Regions from separate parts of the Homo sapiens genome. Here regions 1, 2, 3, 4, 5 and 7 are each linked to region 6. Evidence: chromatin contacts called from ENCODE Hi-C or POLR2A ChIA-PET data. All regions are on one chromosome and are shown on one strand. Each heading gives the region's core, a stretch centred on a gene start or an enhancer-like site at or near the end of the contact. The rest is flanking DNA. Distances are from core to core; before and after follow the strand shown.

Region 1 (3,420 bases), core at 26-2,525, 630 kb before region 6:
CTTAAAAAAGAGAAGAGAGATTGATTGCAAACAAAAGAGAGATTGGATTCTCTATAGTGACCTGGAAATATGTTCAAGATACAGACGTAAGTGAGTAAGGAAGTCACAGAACTGTGTATATTTTATGGCCTATTTTTATACAAACAAAGACTTATGTGTATTTGCACTTAGGGAAGGCCTGGAAGACGATCCAAGAAATTCTTAACAGTGACTCTCTCCAGGGAGGATAACAGTGATCATGGTCAGATTAATGAGGACTTTGACTTTTCATCTTACATTATTGTCTATAGTCATTAGGATATTTTACTATAAGCAGCTGGACGTGGTGGCTCATGCCTGTAATCCCAGCACTTTGGGAGGTTGAGGTGGGAGGATCATTTGAGCCCAGGAATTTGAGAATAGCCTGGGCAACATAGTGAGACCCTGTCTCTACAAAAAATCTAAAAATTAGCAAGGCGTGGTGGCTTACACCTGTAGTCCTAGCTACTAAGGAGGCTGAGGTAAGAGGATGGTTTAATCAGAGGCTGAGGTGGGAGAATGACTTGAGCCCAGGAGTTTGAGTCTGCAGCAAGCTATGATTGTGCCACTGCACTGGGTGCAAAAAAAAAATTAGAAAAAAAAAATATATATATATGACTATAAACATGCATTTCCCCCTTACGCAGGAGTATCCAATCTTTTGGCTTCCCTCGGCCACATCAGAAGAAGAATTGTCTTGGGCCACATATAAAATACACTAACGCTAACGATACTGATGTATTGCAAAACAATCTTATAATATTTTAAGAAAGTTTACGAATTTGCACTGGGCCACATCCAAAGTCATCCTGGGTCACATGTGGCCTGCAGGCTATGGGTTAGACAAGCTTGCATTGAAAGAATCGAGTTGGGTGGTAATGGGGTAAGATTTTCCCATATTGCCAATTGTAGAACCTCGAAAATGGGAAGTTGTCTGGTTCCGCTTCACAACCGTAGTGACTGTGGAGTAACAGCCTTCTGAGAATGCACCTTGCAGGAATGAGAGCAGAGGAGGAAGTTGCACACAAGCACATGCACATATGCACCTGAGGGAACACACCTGTATCTGTCATTCCCCAGGGCTGAGTGGAGCTGCTGCCCGAAGACTAGGCTGCCAGCTGTTCCTCTGGGGTGCGTAGGCCACTTACCCCATCTCCAGAGCCACTCACCCATGGCTGCTGCGGGCCTTGCAGCAGTTCCTGTTTGGGGATGAAGGTAGCCTGTGAAAGTGACAAAGAGGAAGCTGTGGCTGCAACAGTGAGAGCATGGTGTGGGGGGGCCCCCTGCCCTTTGCCCTCTAGTAATGGGATTCTCCTGGGCACCTGTGCAAATGGCTCAGCAGGAGACGGAACGCTCCCTAGTGGAGACCATGGAGTAGGTGAGATCTTCATACTGATTCTCCTTCTCCCTTCTCCTGTTATTGCCCCTTACCCAACAACCTTCCCCGTCCCCTCCACACCCCACCCTTCCCTCCACTGGGGTGCTTGTTTTTGAGTTGGAGTCTCGCTCTGTTACCCAGGCTGGAGTGCAGTGGCATGATCATAGCTTACTGCAGCCTTGAATTCCTGGGCTCAAACAATCCTCCAACCTCATTCCCTTGAGTCACTGGGACTACAGACACAGGCCACTATGCCTCTGTTTTTTTTTTTTTTTTCTTCTAACTTTTGTAGAGACAGGGTCTCCCTATGTTGCCCACACTGGAGATTGGGGCATTTTCACACTGCATTGAAATGACCACCTCCCAAACTGGCCTGTGAGTGTTTTGAAGGTAGGGACTCTTCTCACTGATCTTTGCTTTCCTGATACCTAGAATCATACTGGGTACATAGCAGGCACCTCATAAATATTGGTTGGATGAATAGAAGGATGGAGCTAAAGCAATGAAAGCTGACATATTTCCACCCAAAACAAATGTTCCTCCATTCCAAACTCTCTCCCATTGCCTAGATGTGGCCTCACATCTCAGTCTGCTTTCCAGTGAGTATATTCCTCTGCACACACACAAGCACACCGTGGGAGACACCGGTGTTGTCCTCACTGGTCCTCCTAAACATCCAAATGCATAGCAGCCTGTGAGAACAAGACAAGCCACAGGCCAGGAGAAAATATTTGCAAAACACATGTCTGATGACTGATGTCCAAAATATGCCAAGAACTCTTATACTCAACCATAAGAAAAGAGATGGCCTAATTAGAAAATGAGCAAAAGATCTGAACAGATACTTCACCAAAAAAGATATACAGATGGCAAGTAAGCATAGGTAAAGAGGCTTAACATCAAATGTCATTCAGAAATTATGAATTAAGTCAACAGTGAGATACAACTGCACACTTATTAGAACAGCTCAAATTCAAAACACTGAGAATGTCAAACATACTGAGAAACCAAGAACCCTGAGAACATGCTGGTGAGGATGGGAGCCACAGAAACTCTCATTCATTGCTGATGGGAATGCAACGTGGTGCAGCCACTTCGGAGCACAGTGTGATCATTTCTTGCAAAGCTAAATACAGTCTTGCCATAAGATCCAGCAATCATGCTCCTTGGTATTTACTCAAATGAGTTAAAAACTTACAACTACACAAAAAACTGCACACAGATGTTTATAGCAGCTTTATTCATAATTACCAAAACCTGGAGACAATCAAGATGTCTTTAAGCAGGCGAATGGATAAACAAACTATGGAACACCCAGACAACGGCATGTTATTCAGGGCTAAGACGAAATGAGCTATTGAGCTCTGAGAAGACATGGAAGAAACTTACATGCATATTACTAAGTGAAAGAAGCCAATCTGAAAGGCTACATATTATGTAATTCCACTCTATGACACTGGAAAAGGCAAAACAATAGAGACAGTTAAAAAAAAATCTGTGGTTTTGGGGTAAGGTGGGGTGGGGAAGGGATGACTAGTGGAGCAGAGGGGATTTCTCGGGCAGTGAAACTATCCTGTGTGATACTACAATGATGGCTACATGCCATGATACATTTGTCTAAACCCATAGACTGTGTAACACCAAGGGGAAGCCCTAATGTAAACTTTGGACATTAGTTAGTAATAATGTATCAATATGGGCTCATTGATTTGAAAATGTATACCACACAAATGCAAGATAATAATAGAGGCTAAGGAGTGTATGGAGAACTCTCTCTACTTCCTGCTTGATTTTTTCTGTCAGCACAAAATAGTTCAAAAAATAAAGTCTAGGCTGGGTGCAGTGGCTCATGCCTGTAATCCTAGCACTTTGGGAGGCCAAGGCGGGCAGATCACCTGAGGTCAGGAGTTCAAGACCAGCCTGGCCAACATGGTGAAACCCCACCTCTACTAAAATACAAAAATTAGCCAGGCATGATGGCAGGTGCCTGTAATCCCAGCTACTTGGAAGGCTGAGGCAGGAGA
Region 2 (3,616 bases), core at 758-3,257, 670 kb before region 6:
AAGACCATGTCAGATGGACATTGCCCCCTTGACTTGTAAATTCTCCTTCTTGGAAATTTGGCAGTCTTGCTTGGACTAACAAGTGTCTATTTGGCAGTGAATGAGATGGGGCTATAAGCCAGCAAAATCTCAAAGCCAGGCTGGGCGTGGTGGCTCAAGCCTGTAATCCCAGCACTTTGGGAGGCCGAGGCGGGTGAATCACGAGGTCAGGAGTTCGAGACCAGCCTGGCCAACATCATGAAACCCCGTCTCTACTAAAAATACAGAAAATTAGCTGGGCGCAGTGGCAGGCGCCTGTAATCCCAGCTACTTGGGAGACTGAGGCAGGAGAATCGCTTGAACCCGGGAGGCAGAGGTTGCGGTAAGCTGAGATTGCACCACTTCACTCCAGGCCGGGCGACAGTGATATTCTGTCTCCAAAAAAAAAAAAAAAAAATCTCAAAGCCAGCAGAGACCAGGGACTGTTCACTGCACCTGAGTGACCTTGTCCAGAGATGTGTGTCCCAGAGGTGCATGCTCAGAACCCGTGTAGGCCCTGGGAGTAGCTGCCTCTGTAGTGGGGCGTGGACTCTGTGCAGGAAGATGCTGAATAAATAGCACCTTCCCAAACAAGTTCCATTCTGAGTAGCCCATGGGTTCTCCCACGGTTGCATGTCGTCTCTTTCCAGAGAGTCTTGACATCTGTGAGCACCTCCCCTCTCTCCACTCTATTGAGTATATGAGAGGCTACAATTGTCATTTATTTGAATGAACACAGAGAAACCAATTTAATCAAGCAAGGGAATGGAATGCAAATCCAAGGTCAAGAATGTACTTTCTTCTTAGTTCTCCTTCTTGTAAACCAAAAAGTATCTGAGACAGGTCTCAATCAATTTAACAATTTATTTTGCCCAAGTTAAGGAGATGCCTGTGACACAGCCTCAGGAGGTCCTGATGTCGTATGCCCAAGGTGGTCAGGCTACAGCTTGGTTTTATAGATCTTAGGGAGACATAAGACATCAATCAATACAGGTAAGATGTATGTTGGTTTGGTCCAGAAAGGTGGGACAACTGGGAGCCAAGTGTAGGAGGGAGAGCTTCCAGGTCATAGGCAGATTCAAAGATTTTCTGATTGTCAATTGGTTGAGTTATTATCTAAAAACCTGGAACCAATAGAAAGGAATGTCTGGGTTATGATAAGGGCTTGTGGAGACCAAGGTTTAGTCATGCAGATGAAGCCTCCAGGTAGGCGGCTTCAGAGAGAACAGATTGTAGATGTTTCTTATCAGACTTAAAGAGTCTGTTCTGCCAGGTTTTGTTGTTGCTGTTGTTGTTGTTGTTGTTTTAATTGAGATAGAGTCTCGCTCTGTCACCCAGGCTGGAGTGCAGTGGCGCAATCTCAGCTCACTGCAACCTCCACTCCCTGGGTTCAAGAGATTCTCGTGCCTCAGCCTCCCAAATAGCTAGGATTACAGGCGCCCATCACCACGCCCAGCTAATTTTTGTATTTTTAGTAGAGATGGGGTCTCACCACATTGGCCAGGCTGGTCTCAAACTCCTGACCTCAAGTGATCCACCCGCCTCAGCCTCCCAAAGCGCTGGGATTACAGGCGAGAGCCACAGGGCCCGGCCTGTTCTTTCAGTCTTAAGGTCCATGTTGATGTTAATGGTAATGAGACGTGGCCAACCCTCCCCTTCCTCTCATGGCCTGAAGTAGTTTCATAGGTTGACTTTGGAATGCCCTCGGCTGAGAGGAGGGGTCCATTCCGATGGTAGGCGGACTTGGAATTTTATTTTTGGTTTACACTCTGTTTCATTTTCCTCTCATTCTCTTTGTCCCCCCACCTTGAGAAAAGTCACCCCAGACTTCCTGCCACTCCTCAGATAAGTATCAGGTCTTGAATGCTTTCTTCCCTAGCAGCTCGAACTAGATGAGTAAGAAGACGCTTGTCTGAGTCATCAATGTATCAACCAGAAACAAGCTCAGGAAATGCGTCTTTAGCATCCCCACTACCCCCACCCCATCCACCAGGCCTTTAATGGAAAGTTTCCCATGGGGGCCAGGGACACTCAGCAGGGGACTCTCCCTAGAGCCCCTGGGCTGCTCCCACTGTCTGCTGGCCCAGAAAGTCCACCGAGATCACAGCTTTTTATAAACTCACTTGAGATTCTATTTCCTGAGTACAGTTGAGGTTCCCCCTCCTTTTTACAAGTTCAAGATACAGTACTTCAAAGTTCCACTGTAAATTCTAGAGCCCTTGAGATTTTCTATGCTGACCAAATACTTTGTTAACACAACTCTGTCGGCCACATAAAATGGAACAACGCTTACTGCATGAAAAGTTTTGTTTGGTTGACAGCACACAGGACACCAGTTTTGTTTTCTAACTGGAAAAGCACCACCACATGCAGATGTGATTGGTAGGAAAATGGGGCTCTGGATGCACAGGTAATTTTGGTGAATGAGCTAAGGTACTGTGTGTACATCGCTGTTGTCGTAACAGGTTCAATGTGAGGGAGCCGTCTAAGCACTGGCAATGTGGACGCCAGATGCCAGACCAGAAGGGCGGGGCTAGACCACAAACCCAGAGACCTAGGTTCTCGTTAGAACTGAGCCACCAACCAGTGCTGTGGCCTGAAGGAGTCTCTGAGCCACCAACCAGTGCTGTGGCCTGAAGGAGTCTCAACTTCTCTGAGTTTCAGTTTTCTCATTTGGTGTAAAAACTGCAGTTGCTTATCACATAGGATTGCAATGAGAATCAAATGAAACATATCTGTGAATGGAAACAGCTTATATGAAAACTCTAAAACCCTATGCCAACGTAAAATTTTGTGGAAGTAAACACGTTTTACATTCAAGAGTGAACAAAACCAGATTTTTTTTTTTTGAGACAGAGTTTTGCTCTTGTCGTCCAGGCTGGAGTGCAATGTCACAATCTTGGCTCACTGCAACCTCTGCCTCCTGGGTTCAAATGATTCTCCAGCCTCAGCCTCCCGAGTAGCTGGGATTACAGGCACCCGCCACCACACCCAGCTAGTTTTTGTACTTTTAGTACAGACGGGGTTTCTCCATGTTGGCCAGGCTGGTCTCAAACTCCTGACCTCAGGTGATCCACCCACCTCGGCCTCCCAAAGTGCTGGGATTACAGGCGTGAACCAACGTGCCCAGCCAGACATTTTTTATTCTAACCAGATGGCTTGCTTGTATCTTTGTTTGGTGCTTCCTACTTCAAATGTTTTGTTTTGTTTTTTATATTAATTAGCCTCTGGGACAAAAGAAAAGCATGCATGGTTTTGTCTTGCTGGGTTCAACAAATACTTTTCTGGCATGCTAACTGCTTCTCACCAAGGGAGCAACCACGTTAAGCAAACCAACATGAGAACTGGCAACACAGACAAAGGTACTTCAAATATTCACTGGCAACACACTTATGGAATGTCACTGTGTCTGCTTTGCGAGGATCCAGTCGCAAATGAACATCTGGGTGCAGAGCTCGAAATGTCTCTGTGTGCCTTGTCTCGTCACCTCCCACTGACTCCTCAAACAGTCCTGTGAGATCTGTTATTACTGCCATCCCTGTTCCACTGCTGCAGGAGGCACAGCTTAATCTGTATCATTGACATGTACAAGGTGACA
Region 3 (3,208 bases), core at 689-3,188, 830 kb before region 6:
AAAAAGTTCCTCATCTCTATCTGAGACCACCTCAGCCTGGATTTTATTGACCATATCACTATCAGCATTTTGGGCAAAGCCATTCAATAAGTCTCTAGAAAGTTCCAAACTTTCCCACATTTTCCTGTCTTCTTCTGAGCCCTCCAACTGTTGTAATCTCTGTCTGTTACCCAGTTCCAAAGTTGCTTCACATTTTTGGGTATCTTTTCAGCAACACCCCACTCCTGGTACTAATTTACTGTATTAGTCCATTTTCACACTGCTGATAAAGACATACCCGAGACTAGGAAGAAAAAGAGGTTTAATTGGACTTAACAATTCCACATGGCTGGGGAGGCCTCAGAGTCATGGCAGGAGGCAAAAGGCATTTCTTACATGGCGGCGGCAAGAGAAAAAAAATGAGGAGGAAGCAAAAGCAGAAACCCCTGATAAACCCATCAGATCTTGTGAGACTTATTCACCATCACAAGAATAGCATGGGAAAGACCAGCCCCCATGATTCAATTACCTCCCTGTGGGTCCCTCCCACAACACTTGGAAATTCTGGGAGATACAATTCAAGTTGAGATTTGCATGGGGATGCAGCCAAACCATAACAGGAGGTGTGAAAAGCGTGTGGAGATGTGGGAGGCGTGAGAAGGTGTGAGTGGGAGGCGTGAGGAGGTGTGAAGTGTGTGTGGAGGTGTGAGGAGATGTGATGTGTGGAGGTGTGAAAAGTGCATGGAGGCGTGGGAAGCATGAGGAGGTGTGAACCTGCATGTGGACTTAGGAGCAGTGAGGGAGGGGGTGAGGAGAGAAGGTGCTGCAGGAGCCCGGAGCTGGGGAGGGCAGCAGAAGGTCGGGCTGGGGTGTGGACCAGCCAGGAAGAGGCCGCTGTCCAGGGTAAGGGTGCGGAGAGCTTCGGGGGAGCATTGGCACAGCTGAAATGCAGACCTGTGCTGTGAGAGAGGTCCCTGGGATACAGAGCAGAGCAAAGGCTGCAGACCATGGGTTGACAGAGAAGGTGAAAATGAAGGCAAATCAGAGGCCCAACACAGATTCATGATGCCTGGGCCTGGAGGGCGTGGCGGGGAATTGGAGGGTGACCACTAAGAGGCACGGGGTTCCTTCTGGGATGGAAAAGGTCTACAGTGGACTGTGGGGTCACTGCGCAACTCTGAATGTGGTACACTTCGAGATGGGGACAGCACAGAAAATGTGAATTATACCTCAATAAAGCTGTTATTTAAAAAAAAACAAAAAGACAAAAAAAAAACTAAGAGTAGGGAGGAGGTCAAAGAGCAGTCCCCTCAGTGGTCAAGGCCTCAAAGACTGCAGGGGAGAGAGGCCCCGGGCAGGAGACAGTCAGGGTGTCCAGTGCGGCTGACAGGCTGGACCACTTCACCTTAAGCTGCCACAGGGCCTGGCCAAGGGCAGGCTCGACTGACGGGGAGGCTGGAGGGGGAACAGGCAGACCCTGGATGGCAGCAGGAGGAAGTGGGAGCAGTGAGTCAATTCAAGAGCATAAACTGCTTTCCAAAAGCGCATGTTTGTGAAATGCAAGAAAGAGGTTATTCAGGGGGTCCAGACCTTGTTTTTAAGATGGGGAGACCTGAGCATGCTTGTGGACAGACAGAAGGAGCCTGGGTCCCGAGAAGGGCAGACAGGGAGAGGCAGGAGGCAGGGAAGGGTGGAGGGCTGAGAAACTGAGGCAGCAAGGAGGGGTCTGAGGGAACATGGCAGGGACAGCCATGGGAGTGCCATCTGCCTAATGACAGGGACCCCGGGGAAGTGAGGTTGGGTTGGAGAGTCCCAGCTGCTTCTTGGGGAACCCGATCAGGAACTGAATGGTGGTAAATGAGCCCCACTTCCTTTCCCTCCCCTTCCTTGGGCTCCACACAGCCTATGAAAACACCGGGGTTTTTCAGGGCTTCCCCCGTTGTGGCAAGAAGGATGGGAGGACAGGGGAGGGGAGCAGAATCAGGCCTGAAGGAGAAAGAAGAAATTGCAGCAACTTTGATCAGAAACCCTGAAGTTTGTCATCTGGTGAAAATAAAGCATTTCTCCCTAATGGCAAATTCCTTTCGGTTTTAGCATCGTTTCTTCTGCTTTTGAAAGTCCCACCTAGAACCTCAGAACCTAGAATAGATCTGGGGATGACGCTGTGGGTGATGCTGGCTTTTTGACTTGTTGAAGGCTGAGCCACGGCTGGGAGATGTCCCCAGCTGGCCGCTGTCAGGCGCTGGGGAATGTTCGAGAGCCCTCATGGGCTTTCCGCACCACCCGCTCCCACAGTGGGCCAAGGCCTCCTCATCCCGGACCTGTGGGCGACTTGTGCCCCCTTGGTAACCCAGGCCTTCACCCCATCCTTTCGGATGACACAGGAAGGCCTAGAGCTCTGCATGTGACGTACTTGTTTCGACAGAAGCATAAAGGCCTTTGAGCAGCTGCTGGACTCTGCCCCCTGCCCTCATAAATCAGTCTGTTCACGCGTCACTGATTTGTTCCCACCCTTTGAACTCCCGCTTGCCTATTTTTTTTCTTTTCTTTTTTTTTTTCCTGCAACCTCTGCCTCCCAGGTTCAAGTGATTCTCCTGCCTCAGCCTCCCGAGTAGCTGGGATTACAAGCACCCGCCACCATGCCTGGCTCATTTTTGTATTTCTACAAATACAAAAAGAGACGGGGTTTCACAATGTTGATCAGGCTGGTCTTGAACTCCTGATCTCGTGATCCGCCTGCCTCGGCCTCCCAAAGTGCTGGGATTACAGGCATGAGCCACCCCGCCAAGCCTATTTTTTCAACTACTAACTCAAGTTGACATTTGCTGTCTTACAATCTTTCTGTTTGTTTGTTTGTTTTTAAGAGGCGGGGTCTTGCTGTCACCCAGGCTGGAGTGCAGTGGTGCCATCATAGCTCATTGCAGCCTCCATCTTCCTGGGCTCCAGGAATCCTCCTGCCTTAACTTCCTGAGTAGCTGAGACTATGTACAGGTGCAGCCCAAATGCCTGGCTAATTTGTCTTATTTTTTAGAGATGATGTCTCCCTACATTGCCCAGGCTGGTCTTGAACTCCTAGACTCAAGTGATCCTCCCATCTCGGCCTCCTGAGTAGCTGGGTTACAATCATTTTTACTAATGTCTTAGTGGTGTTTCTGGCAGAAATGTCCCCTGCTATTCTTTGTGGGTATGACAGTGTCTCCTGTGCAGTCAGCAGAACTCAACAGAAGTC
Region 4 (3,463 bases), core at 964-3,463, 640 kb before region 6:
CTGGCAAGTTTTGGTCAATTTCAGCTCTTTACTTAGTGGTGACTACCACCCACCTTGATCAGCCCCAGGGCAGTCAGTTGTGGGGACAGCAGCTCAGGTACTTAGTGTGGCTTGCTGGAGCCAGGTTGGACAATAAAGACCCAGTTTTCCAAAAACCAAGGTTGTGGGTTCTGATTACTGATTGCTGCTTTTGATCCTTGAGGGGCTAGCATATAGGGAAAAATTTTCATGATACTGGGTTTGTCAAACATTTCTTGGACATATCAAAAGCACCAGCAACGAAAGAAAAAAACAGGTAAGCTGGACTTCATCAAAATTAACATTTTTGCATCAAAGGATACTATCAAGAGAGTAAAAAGACAACCCATGGAATGGGAGAAAATATTTGCAAACTCTATATGTGATAAGGAATTAATATTCAGAATATAACTACATTTCAACAACAAAAGCAAACAATTTAAAAATGAGTAAAGGATTTGAATAAACATTTATATGAAGAAGATATACAAATGGCCAATAAGCATATGAAAAGATGCTCAATATCATTAGTCATTAGGTAAATGCAAATAAAAACCACAATTTGACACCAGTTTACAGTATTAAGATGGCTTTTATCAAAACAAAACAAAACAAAACAAGTACTGGAGAGCATCTGGAAACGTTGTCCGTTGCTGATGGGAATGAAAACAGACAGCTTGGTGGTTCCTCAAAAAGTTGAATATAGAATTACTATATGATCCAGCAGTTCCACTCCTAGGACTATACCCAAAATAATAGAAAACAAGGGCTGGAACAGATGCTTCTGTGTTACTGTCCATTGCAATATCATTCACTGTAGCCAAAAGATGGAAACAACCCAAGTGTCCATCAACAGATGAATGGATAAACAAAATACGTTATGTACATAAAATGGAATATCACTGAGCCTAACAAATGAAATCCTGATACATGCTACAACACAGATGAACCGTCAGGACATTATGCTGTGGGAAATAAGCCAGACACAAACTATCAAGCAATATATGCGCTTCCATTTATATGAGGTATCTAGAATGTACCAATTCATGGAGACTGAAAGTAGATCAAAGGTTACCGGGGGCTGTGGGGAGGTGGAATGGAGAGTTATTGCTCGATGGCTACAGAATTCTTACCTGGGAAAATGAAAAGTATTGGAAATAGTGGTGATGGTTGCACAATATTGCGAATGTAATAAATGTCAGTGACTTGTACACTTAAGAATTATTAATGGCTGGGCACGGTGGCTCACGCCTGTAATCCCAGCACTTTGGGAGGCCAAGACGGGCGGATCACAAGGTCAGGAGATCAAGACCATCCTCGCCAACATGGTGAAACCCCGTCTCTACTAAAATGTAAAAAATTAGCCGGGTGCGGTGGTGCGCACCTGTAGTCCCAGCTACTCAGGAGGCTGAGGTAGAGGAATCGCTTGAACCCGGGAGGCGGAGGTTGCAGTGAGCTGAGATCGTGCCATTGCACTCCAGCCTGGCAACAGAGCAAGATTCTGTCTCAAAAAAAAAAATTATTAACATGGCAAATTTCATGATATATACATATTTTACAATTTTTAAAATTAATAATGTAATATACCCAAAACCATTGCAGGTACACTTTGGGTGAATTACATAGCATGTGAATTATATCTCAATAAAGCTGTTTTGGGTGGGCACAGTGGCTCACATCTGTAATCTCAGCACTTTAGGAGGCTGAGGCAGGAGGACAACTTGAGGCCAGTAATTTGAGACCAGCCTGGGCAATATAGTGAGACCCCCATCTCTACAAAATCTTTTAAAAATTAGCCGGGTGTAGTGGCAAGTGCCTGTAGTCCTAGCTACTCAGGAGGCTGAGGCAGGAGGATTGCTTGAGCCCGGGAGTTTGAGGTTACAGTGAGCTATGATCATGCCGCTGCACTCCAGCCTGGGCCACAGAGCAAGACCCTGTCAAATAAATAAATAAGCTGTTTTTTAAAAATCACTGTAATTAAAAACAAAAACTCCTGGATACCTAAGGTTGGCAAAATGCTGATCGTTGTTGTGGCTGGCCGAATTCTAAAGATTTCAAGATTCTAATTTTGTACTGCTCTGAAGGGACTTTGCAGATGGAATTTAGATGACTAAGTAGCTGACGTTAAAACAGGCAAATTATCCTGGGTTATCCAGGCAGGCCCTTAAAAACAGAGGAGGGAGGCAGAAGAGTCAGAGAGATAAGGCAGAAACAGAAAGCGGGAGAGGAGAGGGTGAAGGGGGAGAGGGACTATTTACACTTCCCTTTAGGTTACAGGCACAGAGAAACCTTTAGGCTGAACTTAAAATATGTGAGTAGCTTTAAGCTAAACTTGATTTAACAGGGAAAAACAGGACTTTGCAAAAATTCTTTTAGGGAGTGTACTATCGAGCACATTTGAAGACCACAGGTCTCGAAAGCGGGGAAGACGGGACCCAGAGTCCCCCGCAGCAGCGTCACGGCCCAGCTCTGGTTCTCAAGTTGGGCTGCTGTTTTTCCCCTTTTTCTCATCCGCCAGGATGCCAGGCGCTGCTGAAAGCTGCAGCCGAAAGGATTTAGAATTCCTTACAACGGAGAAAGGGTCTTTGCTCAGACAACATGGACTTAAGAGACGGAAGGGCCAAAAAGGCTTGAAAACAGGCTCGAAGAGCGGCTTCCTGGTAGCTAGAAGCTTAAGTGGGGACAGATGAGCTTAACTGGCAAGCCTGCGTGTGTGCTCTCCAGCCCCCGTGATTCAGTTTAAATCTGGGCGGGTCTCCTCAAAGACAGTTCCAGAAGGGGCCACGTGAGGGCAGTAAGAGCCTCTCAATGCCTGTTTTTGGGGGAAGAGAGAAGTGAGGGCGGAGCGCGGGGAGCGTCCCAGGCCTGGCTACCCGGATAACTTCCCCAAAAGAAGCTATGCTCGGGCCTTCCCATCGTCCCACTCAAGAGCTTTCTTCATATTGGTGAGTTGCCCAACTGCTAGCAAAAGAACTTCCCAATTATGGTCAAGCCTCTTCATCTAAATTCAGATTTCCACCAAATAGCCCAGCCCTTTTCCTCCCCAAGTCATCTCCTTACTCAAACATTTGCAGACATTCGTCACACGAGATCCCCAGCCGTGGGCTCAGCATCTTACACCGAGGTACGAAAACACAGAAGTATTCCTGAGTGTATTCTGTGTATGCAAAAGTGCATACGTCTCCTTATGGACCAGGTTCTGAGTGAATCTAAGTGGAAAACACGGAATAGCAGGCTAATTCCAGAAAATGCAGGGCTTTTGCAAATAAGTGGGCGTCTAGTCACTAAGCAGGTAGTAATAACAGGTGATGCTAAATGATTGCTTCGAACCACTTTGTTAAGGGGATCAGAGAAGGGAGAAGGCTCAGGAGAGAGAGTGCAGCAAGAAGCTTTTATTAGCTGGATGGAAATGGGAAAACTAACTCAGGATAACCTTATGTAGTAG
Region 5 (3,594 bases), core at 916-3,415, 810 kb before region 6:
CCCAAGTGTCTGTGCAATGCAGCCGACTGCCTGAACTGGTTTGCAGGTTTAAAGGTTGTACTTGGACAGGCAATACGCATTACTCTCCGACCGGAAAATATGCTGATGCGCTGGACTTACAAGAAGTCTGAGTGTAGACCCATTTTTAAAAGATTATACTATCTACAAAATATCACATATGCTATTTTTTAGCCAAAAGTACTTCTTCCATATTTTCAGTCAGTGGCTTCCACTGTACCAGAGCAATCCTTTTCCTACTTTGTTTTTTTTGTTTGTTTGTTCGTTTGTTTTTTTGAGACAGGATCTAGCTCTGTCACCCAGGCTGGAGTGCAGTGGTTCAATCTCTGCTCACTGCAACCTCCGCCTCCCGGGCTCCGCCTCCCACCTCAGCCTCCTGAGTAGCTGGAACTACAGGCGGGCACTACCACACCCAGCTAATTTTTGTACATTTTGTAGAGAGGAAGTTTCGCCATGTTGCCCAGGCCGGTCTCAAACTCAGGGACACAAGCGATCCTCCCGCCTCCGCCTCCACAATGCTGGGATGACAGGCATGCGCCACCGCATACGGCCTCTTTCTTTTTTTAAATAAGTGACTTTTTCTCAAAAAAAAAAAAAAAGACACTTAAAAGGAATGAGATGCCTGCTTGCACAGGGTTTCTGCCCATCCGACAGTTCTGAAATTACCCTCACCAGGTGACACCGTTGACGCCTTCCCCTTCGGCAGAGTCCTAGTGAAAATGGACATCTTAGTGCTTGGAAAGCTAATGGGAATCAGAGATGATGATGACGATGATGACGGCGGCACCGCGTTATTAAACCTTTGTGCAACGCTATACAAAGTATTTGCAAAGTGCTCAACAATTACTGCACTTTCATTAAGTCAACCATCAGCAGTAAAGCAGCAGCCAAGTTAATTCACATACTCTCCCATTAGCTTATTTAATAATATGCCCCATAAAGTGATTTTTGTGTGGCTGTAAAAGAGCCCCAGTCAGCTTTTATGGCCTTTTCTTGGGGCCTCTCAGATGAGCTCAGACAGTAACTCTGATGAGCGGCAGCAGCTCGGAGCTGGGTGTTACCCCAGCCTGCTGTTTAGCAATCCGGTGGAATGAGTTAGTAAGCCGCAGTTCTGTAGAGCTCCTAAGCCGGAGGTTCAAAACATCTCATCAAAACCAACATGGTCTCACCCTGCCAACGCTCAAAACAGCAGTGTCAGGCCCAAATCTGGAGGCCAACGTGCAGAAGACCTTTCCAGGCCGGGAGTTAGGTGCCTGGGGAGGCAGGGCAAATTCTAGAGTTCAGGCCTCCCTTGGGGGCACACCTTCCATCCGTACTAACTGGCGTGTGCAGGCGCTGCTGCTTCGCGCTGCGCACGGAGAAGCGCCCCGAATCCACCGCACGATGCGGAGCCAGGGGCAGCGAGTGAGCGGCGGCCTCCAGCCCTCCCCTGCCTTCTCCTTGCCCCTTTTGGGAATGGCAGGGGGTTTCCTATGACAAATGCCCGCAAACAGGACAGGGTTCGGACGACCCCAGAGCCGGCGCCTTCTCCCTACACTCTCAGCCCTAGGGCCGGACCCGCCCCCGCGGCTGCCATCGCCCCTGCCTCGGGCGCCCCGCGGGGACCACCCCGCCAGGTGAGCGCCTCCAGGAGCCTCTCTGAAACTCACCTGCGTGAAGTACAAGTTCATCAGCGTGAGGGTGAAAAACTGCAGGCACACAGGGAAGCAGTAGAGCAGCCAGAAGACGAAGGGGCTGAGCGAATTGGCCGCCACGAAGTCTTTGAAGTAGAAGGAGAAGAGGACGGTCCGCAGGGAGGCCCAGAAGAGGCAGAGAAAGAGGAAGACGCTCTGGTAGCTGAGCCGCTTGTGGCGGTAACGCAGCACCAGCCAGAGCTGCACGTAGATGAACACGAAGAGCAGCGCGTAGAACACGGTGTAGACGACGGTGAGGCCAAGCTTCACGTAGGGGGGCACGGCCGGGGTCAGCGTGGGCGGCAGCGAGTCGTTGCGGGCTGGGTCCCACGGCGGGGTCTCCATCGGGCCGGGGGCGCTGCCGCGCGGCCGGGGACGCTCGGGCCTCATCGGGGCTCACGGCCGCCGCCGCCCCCGCGGGGGTCTCCGCGCATCGCGCTCAGCCTGCAGCCCCGAGACTGGAGGAAAGAAAACAAGCCGCACTTCCTCCCCCGGCACCACATGATTCACTGGGACGGCCTTTGTCTGCGATTGGCAGCGCCGCGCCCGCCGCCCCCGCGCGCCGACCGGCCCCGCGCGCCCCCGCCCCGGCCCGCGCGCCCCCGCCCCGGCCCGCGCGCCCCGGCCCGCCCTCCCCCGGGCACCGCGCGCCTTCGCCCCGCGAACCCCGGCCCGCCCTATCCTCGCCACCGCGCGCTCCCGCAGTGCGCGCCCCCAGAGCCGCACGCCTCCTCCCGGCCCCCTCCCCATCCCCGGGGCCGCGCGCTCCCAGACTGCGGGCCCCCAGAGCCCCGCGTCTCTTCCCCCCTTCCCGCCCCCTCCCCATCCCAGGGGCCGCGCGCTACCCGTCCCCGGCCCCTTCCCCATCCCCGGGGCCGCGCGCTCCCGCACTGCGCGCCCCCAGAACCGCGCGCCTCCTCCCCGGTCCCGGCACCGCGCCGCGCGCCCCCAAAACTTCCCAGCCGCGCCCCGCGCCTCGGGGGATCGCACTCGTGGCCTCGCGCATTCTGCTGCTGATTGCTTGTTTTGCAGAAGTTAATTCCTTTATTTAAAAACAAATTTAAAAAAAAAACTTTACAAGTCCTTTCCGTCCCCCCCTTTAAAAATAAAACTTTACGACTCTGTGGCTATGAACTGGCCGGCGTCTGGAATGATGTTTATTTCTAAATGCAGACATGCCAAAGACAGGGTTCGTATTTTTGAGGTCAAATTTGTATACTGAGTGAGGAAATAGACGGTGCCTGCGGCTGCTGCCTCCTCTGGGATGCAAGCTGGGCTGTTTTCTCCCGGAGAGCCTCACGCGCTCCCAGCGCCTCACCTCCCAGCGATGTAGCCGGTGCCGGGAGGCGCGCGGGCCGCGGGTCAGTGGATGGAGCCCACTGGGCTTCAGAGAGAAGTGGGGCAGCTGACGGCACACGGCCCCCCTTGTCCGATCCAACCCATGCCGAAGGAGGGTCTGTCCCCGCCACCCGAGAGCCCTTCTCTTTTGCTTTTGCTGAGCAGCTCGCTCCTCGAGGCTGTACAGCGACTTAGTCTTTGCCCCGGGGCACCACGCCACCCTTGTCTTGGGAGAGCTGGGGAGTGCTCTGGGAAAAGAGGGAAAGCCGGGCGCCCTCTGGAAACATTGCTGGGCAAGCGGTTCTGGTAAACAGAAGAAACTCGGATTTCCGAGGCTCCAGTAATTGTGATTTCTTTTCTTACTCCACTTCGTGCCTAATTGTGTGTTCTTTTTCCAAAAGACGGCCTGGCATATCCAGAATCCACCCTAGCTTTTGCTCAGAATTACTTAGTGGTTACAGCGCTCCCAGCGTATTCCAGGTGGTTCACTGGGGCCAAGTGTGCCTTTGGCGTGGAGCTCCTTTTCCAGTTTTTCTATCCTTTCCCTCTCTCCCTATCGCTATTT
Region 6 (3,158 bases), core at 218-2,717:
GTTACATGAACTCTACTAGTTTCCTTTTAGAGTGAAAAAACTACAGAATACCTCAGTGAGAGTCTGAAACTTCTCACTTTCAAAACTAAAAAGCTGCCAGAAATTTGTTCAAAGAGTGAATCCATAATCATTAATACAAACGCTCCATTCTTTTCACCATGTGAACTACTACGGCAATAGCCTCCTCGTCGGGTTCCCTGCATTTGCCTCTTTAACTCTTCTTTTTTTCGCTTCCTCTACTCTTCAGCCAGGGATGACATTCCAATCGGAGCCATCTCTCCCTTTTGATTGAGATTCCTTGGAAGATATCCCATTGCTATTAGGAGAAAACCAAAACTCCTTTACAAAGCCTAAAAGGTTCGACACTCCCCCTCATCCCATCTCTCCAGGCTCAGTTCTTCATATTGGAAAAGCTCCCTTCCGCCACAGGGCTTTCTGACAAGTTAGTCTTTTTGTCTGGAATGTCTTTTCCTTTTCTCTTTCCTTAGTTAACTCCTGCTAGCCCTTCAGCTCTCAGCTCGATCCTCACTTGCTCAGAAACCCTTCCTTTCCCTCCCTAAAGAAGCCAAATTCCCTCATTCTCCTATCACCGTGGAACTCTCCTCTGGGGCACTGCCACTGCGGTAATTTCACATCGTTTTGTTCAGCATCTGTCCGTCTCACCAGGCGCAGGTCTACGAAGGCAGAGGCCACCCCAGTGGTCGGCGCTCAACACCCATGAAGAAATGAAAGCGCCTTCTAACGCGTTAGACGATGAAACCAGGGCACACAACCTTGCGTCTAAGAAGTGAACATCCCATGCAAAAGACTTTTCAAAGGGAAGGGCCTGGTTTGAGAATGGCCAGAGACATACAAATGTGAAGCGCATACTGAATCCTTCCATTCATACTCCGGGAGAAAGACGATGGATCTGAAAGAAGCCGCCTGATATAAACAGGGAATTTCAATCACTTCGAGGCCGATTTTCCACAGCGGCTGGGCAGAGAACTGCAAACGTATACAGTGCTAGCACAGAGTCCGGAGGGGAAGAAACGGTGAGGTTTCTGCTTCCTCCTCGCTCAGATGCTCCCTTCCGCCCCACTTGGCCAACCCTTCCTCTCCCTCCTCGCTTAAAGCTAGGGGATGGAAAATTCATACACAATCCGGTTCAGCATCCGGGTCCTCACTCTCCTTTCTTTCTTTCCTCTGCCCCGCCTCCCAGCCTCCCCCGCCCTTCTTCCCATCCGGGTTCCCCCCAGCCGCCGCCACTGCCGCTCACAGTTCAACGATGATATCACGACTTTCACGCCGCCGGTCCGGGAGTAACTGTACCCCGCATCAACTTCCTATTTTATAATGTGGACTTAGGCTCTTCCCGATGCCTACATGAATCCTTCCCACTATTTCACCACAGAACTCTCCGCCCTCCTCAGCCGCCAGCGACACCGCATTAGTTGGTGCAAGAAAATGCGCCATCCCGGTCACACTGCGCAGGCGTCGTTGCCGCCTCCCTACTGCTTTGTTGCCCCGCCCCTTTCACCTCCCCCCCGCCCCCGCACCGGTCCACGCAGGCGCAGGGCATTGCGGGCCTTGCAGTTCTCGCGGACGAGGATTTGCGCGTTGGCCCCAGAGTATGGACTTTATTTCCCAGAAAGCCTTGAGGCGTAACTTTCTGTTTCCATAGAACTGGTGGGAAAATGGCGTCGTTGTTTGTATCCAGGGACCAATAGGAACAGTGTATAGGCGGGTTCTAAAGAACTTTAACCAATCCAAGGTCGTCTAAGAGGCCATCCGGGAAAGAGGTAGGGGAGGGGGGGAAAAAAAATCTAGGGGAGGGGAGAAAGGGGGGGAACCTAGAGTCGGTGGGGGGGAAGCGATGTTTGCCCGTCAGTCGAGTCCGGAGTGAGGAGCTCGGTCGCCGAAGCGGAGGGAGACTCTTGAGCTTCATCTTGCCGCCGCCACGGCCACCGCCTGGACCTTTGCCCGGAGGGAGCTGCAGAGGGTCCATCGCCGCCGTCCTCTGGAGGGCAGCGCGATTGGGGGCCCGGACCTCCAGTCCGGGGGGGATTTTTCGTCGTCCCCCTCCCCCCAACCAGGGAGCCCGAGCGGCCGCCAAACAAAGGTACCAGTCGCCGCCGCGGGAGGAGGAGGAGCCGGAGCCTCTGCCTCAGCAGCCGCTGGACCCGCCGCCCTTCTTCCCCATCTCTCCCCCGGGCCTGCTGGTTTTGGGGGGGAGAAGGAGAGAGGGGACTCTGGACGTGCCAGGGTCAGATCTCGCCTCCGAGGAAGGTAGGGATATTTTCTGGGGCTTTCGTGGTCTCCTAAGGGGGTTCTTTTGGGAGTCGCTGGGCCCGGCCAAGGAGCAGAGGAAGATCGCGGTGGTGGTCCCTGCGGCGCCCGAATTCGGGGCCTCGGCCTCCCGGGAACCCCCACCCCCCGCAGCCGCTGTGTCCGAGCCGCCCCCTGGCTGGGCGGCCGCACACTCAGCGGTTTAGCGGCCGCGGTCGGGGGCCCGGGCAGGGTGGGGGCCGTTCCGCCTCCGGGGCCCTCGGCCCTCACGTTGTCCCCGCGGCGGGGCCAGATGTTGATCTCGCTCCCACTTGTCGGGTCTGAGCCCGGAACGGGACGTGGGCAGGGGCTCTGTGGCGGGCCGGTCCTGCCCGCGGCCCACAGGCCCTCCTGGCCCCTCGGTGGCCCCCGGCCGGCCTCTCGCTCGGACGCGGCGCGTGGGGGCGCGGATTCGCTCGGCCGGGCGCCGAGGCCCTAGGGGAGAGCGGCCGGCCCTGCGCCGGACGCCGGGCTTGTTGTGAGTTTCTTCTCTGACAGAAATGGCGTCATTGTCGTAGACGGGAAACTCCGTCGGGTCTCGACAATGGGGACGGGAAGCTGCCGAGCTGTGTAGGTGGTTGGGTTTGCGGGGATGGCGGGGCCGGAGGGAGCCCCGAGTCGGCGTGTGATGGTTCGGGGGCTGGCGCCTGGTTGCGGCTCTTTCTTCGGGGTTCGGACGTCGCTCGCTTCTTTCCCTCCGCCTCCGCCAGTGCAGAGGGGCTCCTGTGGTGTTGACTGGGTGTCTTTTGTTTCCCCTCCAGGTGCAGCTGAACCTGGTGTTTTAGAGGATACCTTGGTCCCAGAGTCATCATGAAGGTAAGATTGCCTGCGGAAAACGAATCTCTGGGGTT
Region 7 (3,519 bases), core at 270-2,769, 950 kb before region 6:
CAGTTTGGAGGCAGAAGGGAAAGAGTTGCTGGAGGGGAAAAGGACAGGCAGGACTGGCTTCATGGGCATGTGACCTATGCAGTCAGCCACCCCAGGACCCTGCATTTGGTTTAATGCTCTGCTGGTTCTGAAAGGTATAAACCACTATGTGGTAGGCTGATTAATGACCCTCTATTTATAAATCCTCATCCTAATCTCTGGAACCTGTGAATATGTTATCCTATATGGCAAAAGGGACTGTGCAGATGTGATCAAGTTGAGGATTTTGAGATAGGATGGTCTGTAACCAATGTAATCACAAGGGTCCTTATACAAGAGAGACAGAAGAGTTAGGGTCACAAGAGAAGGCATGTGACGAGGGAAGCAGAGAGAGTGAAGGAGATGTGAAGTCATGAGGTAAGGAATGCAGGTGGCCTCTGGAAGCTGGAAAAGGTAAGGAAACACATTGTCCCTGAGAGCCTCCAAAAGGAACACAGCCCTACAGGTCCATTTTGGACACCTGATCTCCAGTACTATAAGGTAATGAATTTCTTTTGTTGTATGCAACTAAATGTGTGATAGTTTCTTACAGCATCAATGAGAAACTAATACACGCTACATAAACACAAGGGAGATGTATTACTCGTTTTGTAGAAATCAAAGGCATTAATAAAACTAATAGCAGTTACCATTTATTGAGTGCTTCCTAGGTGCTAGGCACTATACTCAGCTCTTTCTGTATCTAATCTTATGTAGCCCTAGAACAAGATATGAGGTGGGAATTAAGGCCCAATAACTAGCTAGAATGTTTTAGAGTTGGGATCTGCGCCCAATCTATGTCACTCTAAGTTTTTTTTTGTTTTACCCCATCCCCATATTTCATCATAAGCCTTTGGGTTTGTCTTCATTCTTTAGCATGCGTTATACTCGCACGTGTCAACCTAGGAGTCGGGCTGGGGCGGGGCAGGAGATGACATCCACATCTAGGGTGCATGAAATTAAAAAAGAGCCGAAGCCATCTCTACAAGTCACAGGTAGCTTACATAGGCACCCACAGCAGATGTGAGGCTACAGAAAAATGAATGAGACAAAGAATACGCTTCAGACCGAAAGTCAAAGATCCCGCACCGTCCGTTCCTAACTCGCCCGCGTACTGGGTGAATCCTAGAGCCTGGCGTCTGCGAGGACTCCAGGAGCGACAGCAGGGACCGACGCAGAGAGGTCCTCAGCCTGGTTTCCCGGAGAAGAGGTCGCCCCGCTTCCCCCGCCCGCACCCCCCGGTGTTTTGGAGGCCCGCGTGGTCCCGCCTCATTGGCCGCCGCGGAGCCCGAGGCCTCGGGGAGGCGGGGCGGCCTTCGCAGTTGTAGTTCCCGAGTCCTCTCGTTCAGCGGCTCCGCCTTCCTGCCGCGGCGCCTAGGCGACCGCCCAGGACCACAACTCCCACAAGGCCCCGCGCTTGGGGGCGTGGCCGAGGAGCCAAGCGAGCCGGGGGCGGGGCCGCCTGGGGGATGAAGTGGGGGCGCTCGCCTTTCCTGCCTCACTCGCAGCTGCCGGGTGTTGGGGAAAGAGTCGCCTGCCTCCGGACTGGAGTGCAGACCTCTGACCCTGGAGTCGCTCGGCCGCTGGGAACCGTCCCCTTGGGTCGTCGCCTGGGCCGCCCGTCGTTCCCCGGCCCCGAGGGGTCCGGCTGGCCGCGGTGTGGGTAGAGGTCAGCATGAGCCAAGGGGTCCGCCGGGCAGGCGCTGGGCAGGGGGTAGCGGCCGCGGTGCAGCTGCTGGTCACCCTGAGCTTCCTGCGGAGCGTCGTCGAGGCGCAGGTAAGCCCGAGTGATAGCGGGCCGGGAACCCCCGGCCGAACACCCGCGGCCGCTACACACGGGCCGCGGCTGTGACGCGGGGAGGGCCGGGCAGGGCCGGGCCAGAAAAGAGGTGATTTCTGGCGAGCAGAAAACCCGGGGAGCAGAGACCTGACCGTCCAGTGCGGGAAACATCTGCGAACCGCCCGCAGGGTGGGGGGACGGCGACACTCCGGGTAATGGCAGTCAAAAGAGGAAGATGGTGACGGTCCCCCTGAGCTGTTTTCGTTTTTTCCTCTCGGATGTGTTAAGCGGCTGGGAGTGTGGCGGGAGATGGGACGGGCATGAACCACCTCGGCTGTCTTGCGAAGGGAGCGAGCGCCCAGAGAAACGGTGACGTCCTTCCCTTCAGGAGTTAGTGAGGGAGGGAGACTGAGAGTTGGGGGCACTCCGCAGACCCCCGAGGCCCCGCCAGGCGCAGGGGATTGGGAGGGGGCAAGACTTCACTCGAACTGTCGGACTAGAGCTTTCTGGGCTTTTACTCTTCCTCGAGCACCTTCCCTTGCTCAAGATTGCTTTATTTTTACCCAGCTGAGCTGTGTCTGCCAAGTGGCATCGCCAGGTAAGTCCCAATACGAGACTGGGGGGGTCTGAGTGGGGCGTTGTGGCTCGTGGATGGAGGCTCTGGCTCTGGCAGTCGTGAGGTGCTGGCTGGTTGTTGATGTGAAGCGATGATTACAAGTGTTCTCAGTGTGCTAGAAATCTGAGGCTTAGCTGACCAGATCCTTTCGCCTTCAGAGAGGTGTTTGCTTCTATTCAGTAGAATTTGAATTGATTGCCAGGTGCTGCTGCTTGTTGTCTGCACCTGCTGCAAGGAGGCAGCACTGCTGAGGGCCAAAAAAATAAAACGAAGGTCTCAGGTGGCCTGATGATGAGGGGAGATGTCATTTGAAGCAATTAGTGCTCATCCAAGAAAAATTGAAGGTGACTCTGAGTGTAACCGTGAAAACATGTTTTTCTGAATTGAGTCACTTTATTTCATGGTTTTATGGTGCCCTGCACTAAATCCCAGAGTGCCTGAATAGTCCGTTTGTGTCTGTGTTTGAACCATAAAAATAAAAGGGGCAAATTTTTGGTATTGGGGAACATGTTAAAATGCAGATTCTCTGGCCCTACCTCCACATGTATTGATTGGATCTGGAATATGGCCCAGATATCAGCATTTTAAACAAACATTGCAAGTACAGTATAACTGTAGCAAAGTTATCTTTTGACTACCTCTTGGACCTCACTTGGAAAACACTGAGATGGAATAGATAGTGGTAATCTGGGCAGACTTACTAAAGTAAATTTTCCAAATTGTCTTTGGCAAAATTATTTTCTAGTCACTAGTTGAGTGTTTCTGAGTGAAATTTACAATTCGATATTTTTCTGAAATGAGAGTTCCCATTTTCTCTTTTTATATAGCACATATTAATTTATGCTTATCTGTCTAGAAACTTCATTTTAAATTTTTTTCATTTACCACTAATTATGTGTAATTAATGTTTTATAATTTCACCTGTATTTTTAAAATTCTTGTGTAGAGATGGGGACTATGTTATTAGGCTGATCTTCAACTCCTGGCCTCCAGCGAGCCTCTTACTTTGGCTTCCCAGGTGCTGGGATTACAGGTGTGAGCCACTGTACCTGGCCTGCCCCTGTACTTTTAATTTCATTATATCCAAATGAATATAAATATAGTC

What was found. A loop is a pair of places that touch in the nucleus more often than their neighbours do. ChIA-PET counts read pairs that join two places held with the same protein, here RNA polymerase II (POLR2A). Pooled maps may share reads with other maps.
Region 1: a loop to region 6 is called in a map with no recorded cell type, with 7 times the contacts of the local background. The contact joins the enhancer-like site here to the promoter of GGPS1 in region 6. A Hi-C loop is called at or near these places in 4 of 37 single-sample maps with no recorded cell type and 5 of 50 pooled maps.
Region 2: a map of endothelial cell of umbilical vein shows a loop between it and region 6 (3-fold over the local background). The contact joins the enhancer-like site here to the promoter of GGPS1 in region 6. A Hi-C loop is called at or near these places in 2 of 168 maps with a recorded cell type or tissue (endothelial cell of umbilical vein and naive thymus-derived CD4-positive, alpha-beta T cell), 3 of 37 single-sample maps with no recorded cell type and 12 of 50 pooled maps. POLR2A ChIA-PET finds 5 or more read pairs at or near these places in 2 of 52 experiments (GM10248 and H1).
Region 3: a pooled map shows a loop between it and region 6 (6-fold over the local background). The contact joins the enhancer-like site here to the promoter of GGPS1 in region 6. A Hi-C loop is called at or near these places in 3 of 37 single-sample maps with no recorded cell type and 4 of 50 pooled maps.
Region 4: a loop to region 6 is called in a pooled map, with 6 times the contacts of the local background. The contact joins the promoter of LINC02768 here to the promoter of GGPS1 in region 6. A Hi-C loop is called at or near these places in 1 of 37 single-sample maps with no recorded cell type and 7 of 50 pooled maps. POLR2A ChIA-PET finds 5 or more read pairs at or near these places in 1 of 52 experiments (activated naive CD4-positive, alpha-beta T cell).
Region 5: a pooled map shows a loop between it and region 6 (5-fold over the local background). The contact joins the promoter of GPR137B here to the promoter of GGPS1 in region 6. A Hi-C loop is called at or near these places in 2 of 37 single-sample maps with no recorded cell type and 4 of 50 pooled maps.
Region 7: a loop to region 6 is called in a map of dorsolateral prefrontal cortex, with 14 times the contacts of the local background. The contact joins the promoter of ERO1B here to the promoter of GGPS1 in region 6. A Hi-C loop is called at or near these places in 4 of 168 maps with a recorded cell type or tissue (CD8-positive, alpha-beta T cell, OCI-LY7, dorsolateral prefrontal cortex and 1 more), 11 of 37 single-sample maps with no recorded cell type and 15 of 50 pooled maps. POLR2A ChIA-PET finds 5 or more read pairs at or near these places in 1 of 52 experiments (activated CD4-positive, alpha-beta T cell).

What each region holds. Positions count from the first base shown.
Region 1 is chr1:235,952,691-235,956,110 of GRCh38, reverse strand. All of the region lies in intron 2 of LINC02768 (long intergenic non-protein coding RNA 2768), which reads left to right. It overlaps LOC105373215 (a long non-coding RNA gene), which reads right to left. Exons shown (of 5, transcript XR_002958490.2): 4 at 1,079-1,238. Among named protein-coding and RNA genes, the nearest start is that of LINC02768, 18 kb to the left of the region's middle. Within about 2 kb of position 1,275, at least 9 of the 41 ENCODE cell types and tissues checked have a DNase peak (open chromatin) inside an H3K27ac peak, as active enhancers do.
Region 2 is chr1:235,997,927-236,001,542 of GRCh38, reverse strand. All of the region lies in intron 12 of NID1 (nidogen 1), which reads left to right. Among named protein-coding and RNA genes, the nearest start is that of LINC02768, 27 kb to the right of the region's middle. RefSeq lists enhancers at 1-91, 2,057-2,126, 2,167-2,216, 1,118-2,317. Within about 2 kb of position 2,007, at least 13 of the 41 ENCODE cell types and tissues checked have a DNase peak (open chromatin) inside an H3K27ac peak, as active enhancers do; they include endothelial cell of umbilical vein, where a contact is called at or near this core.
Region 3 is chr1:236,158,946-236,162,153 of GRCh38, reverse strand. The region is part of intron 1 of GPR137B (G protein-coupled receptor 137B); the gene reads right to left. Among named protein-coding and RNA genes, the nearest start is that of GPR137B, 18 kb to the right of the region's middle. RefSeq lists enhancers at 1,829-1,878, 1,969-2,418, 2,519-2,568. Within about 2 kb of position 1,938, at least 5 of the 41 ENCODE cell types and tissues checked have a DNase peak (open chromatin) inside an H3K27ac peak, as active enhancers do.
Region 4 is chr1:235,971,261-235,974,723 of GRCh38, reverse strand. LINC02768 (long intergenic non-protein coding RNA 2768) reads left to right here and starts at 2,213. Exons shown (of 3, transcript NR_183724.1): 1 at 2,213-2,963. RefSeq lists an enhancer at 2,625-2,674.
Region 5 is chr1:236,141,110-236,144,703 of GRCh38, reverse strand. GPR137B (G protein-coupled receptor 137B) reads right to left here and starts at 2,165. Exons shown (of 7, transcript NM_003272.4): 1 at 1,668-2,165. The coding sequence starts at 2,081. RefSeq lists an enhancer at 1,438-1,941 and silencers at 1,907-2,176, 2,247-2,426.
Region 6 is chr1:235,326,879-235,330,036 of GRCh38, reverse strand. GGPS1 (geranylgeranyl diphosphate synthase 1) reads right to left here and starts at 1,467. Exons shown (of 4, transcript NM_004837.4): 1 at 1,259-1,467. It overlaps ARID4B (AT-rich interaction domain 4B), which reads left to right and starts at 1,858. Exons shown (of 24, transcript NM_016374.6): 1 at 1,858-2,268; 2 at 3,069-3,123. The coding sequence starts at 3,118. RefSeq lists enhancers at 668-817, 1,318-1,407, 1,648-1,707, 2,444-2,969, 2,988-3,158 and silencers at 2,188-2,237, 2,408-2,637, 2,648-2,737.
Region 7 is chr1:236,279,958-236,283,476 of GRCh38, reverse strand. It overlaps ERO1B (endoplasmic reticulum oxidoreductase 1 beta), which reads left to right and starts at 1,519. Exons shown (of 16, transcript NM_019891.4): 1 at 1,519-1,795. The coding sequence starts at 1,694. RefSeq lists silencers at 1,175-1,764, 1,805-1,854 and an enhancer at 1,925-2,124.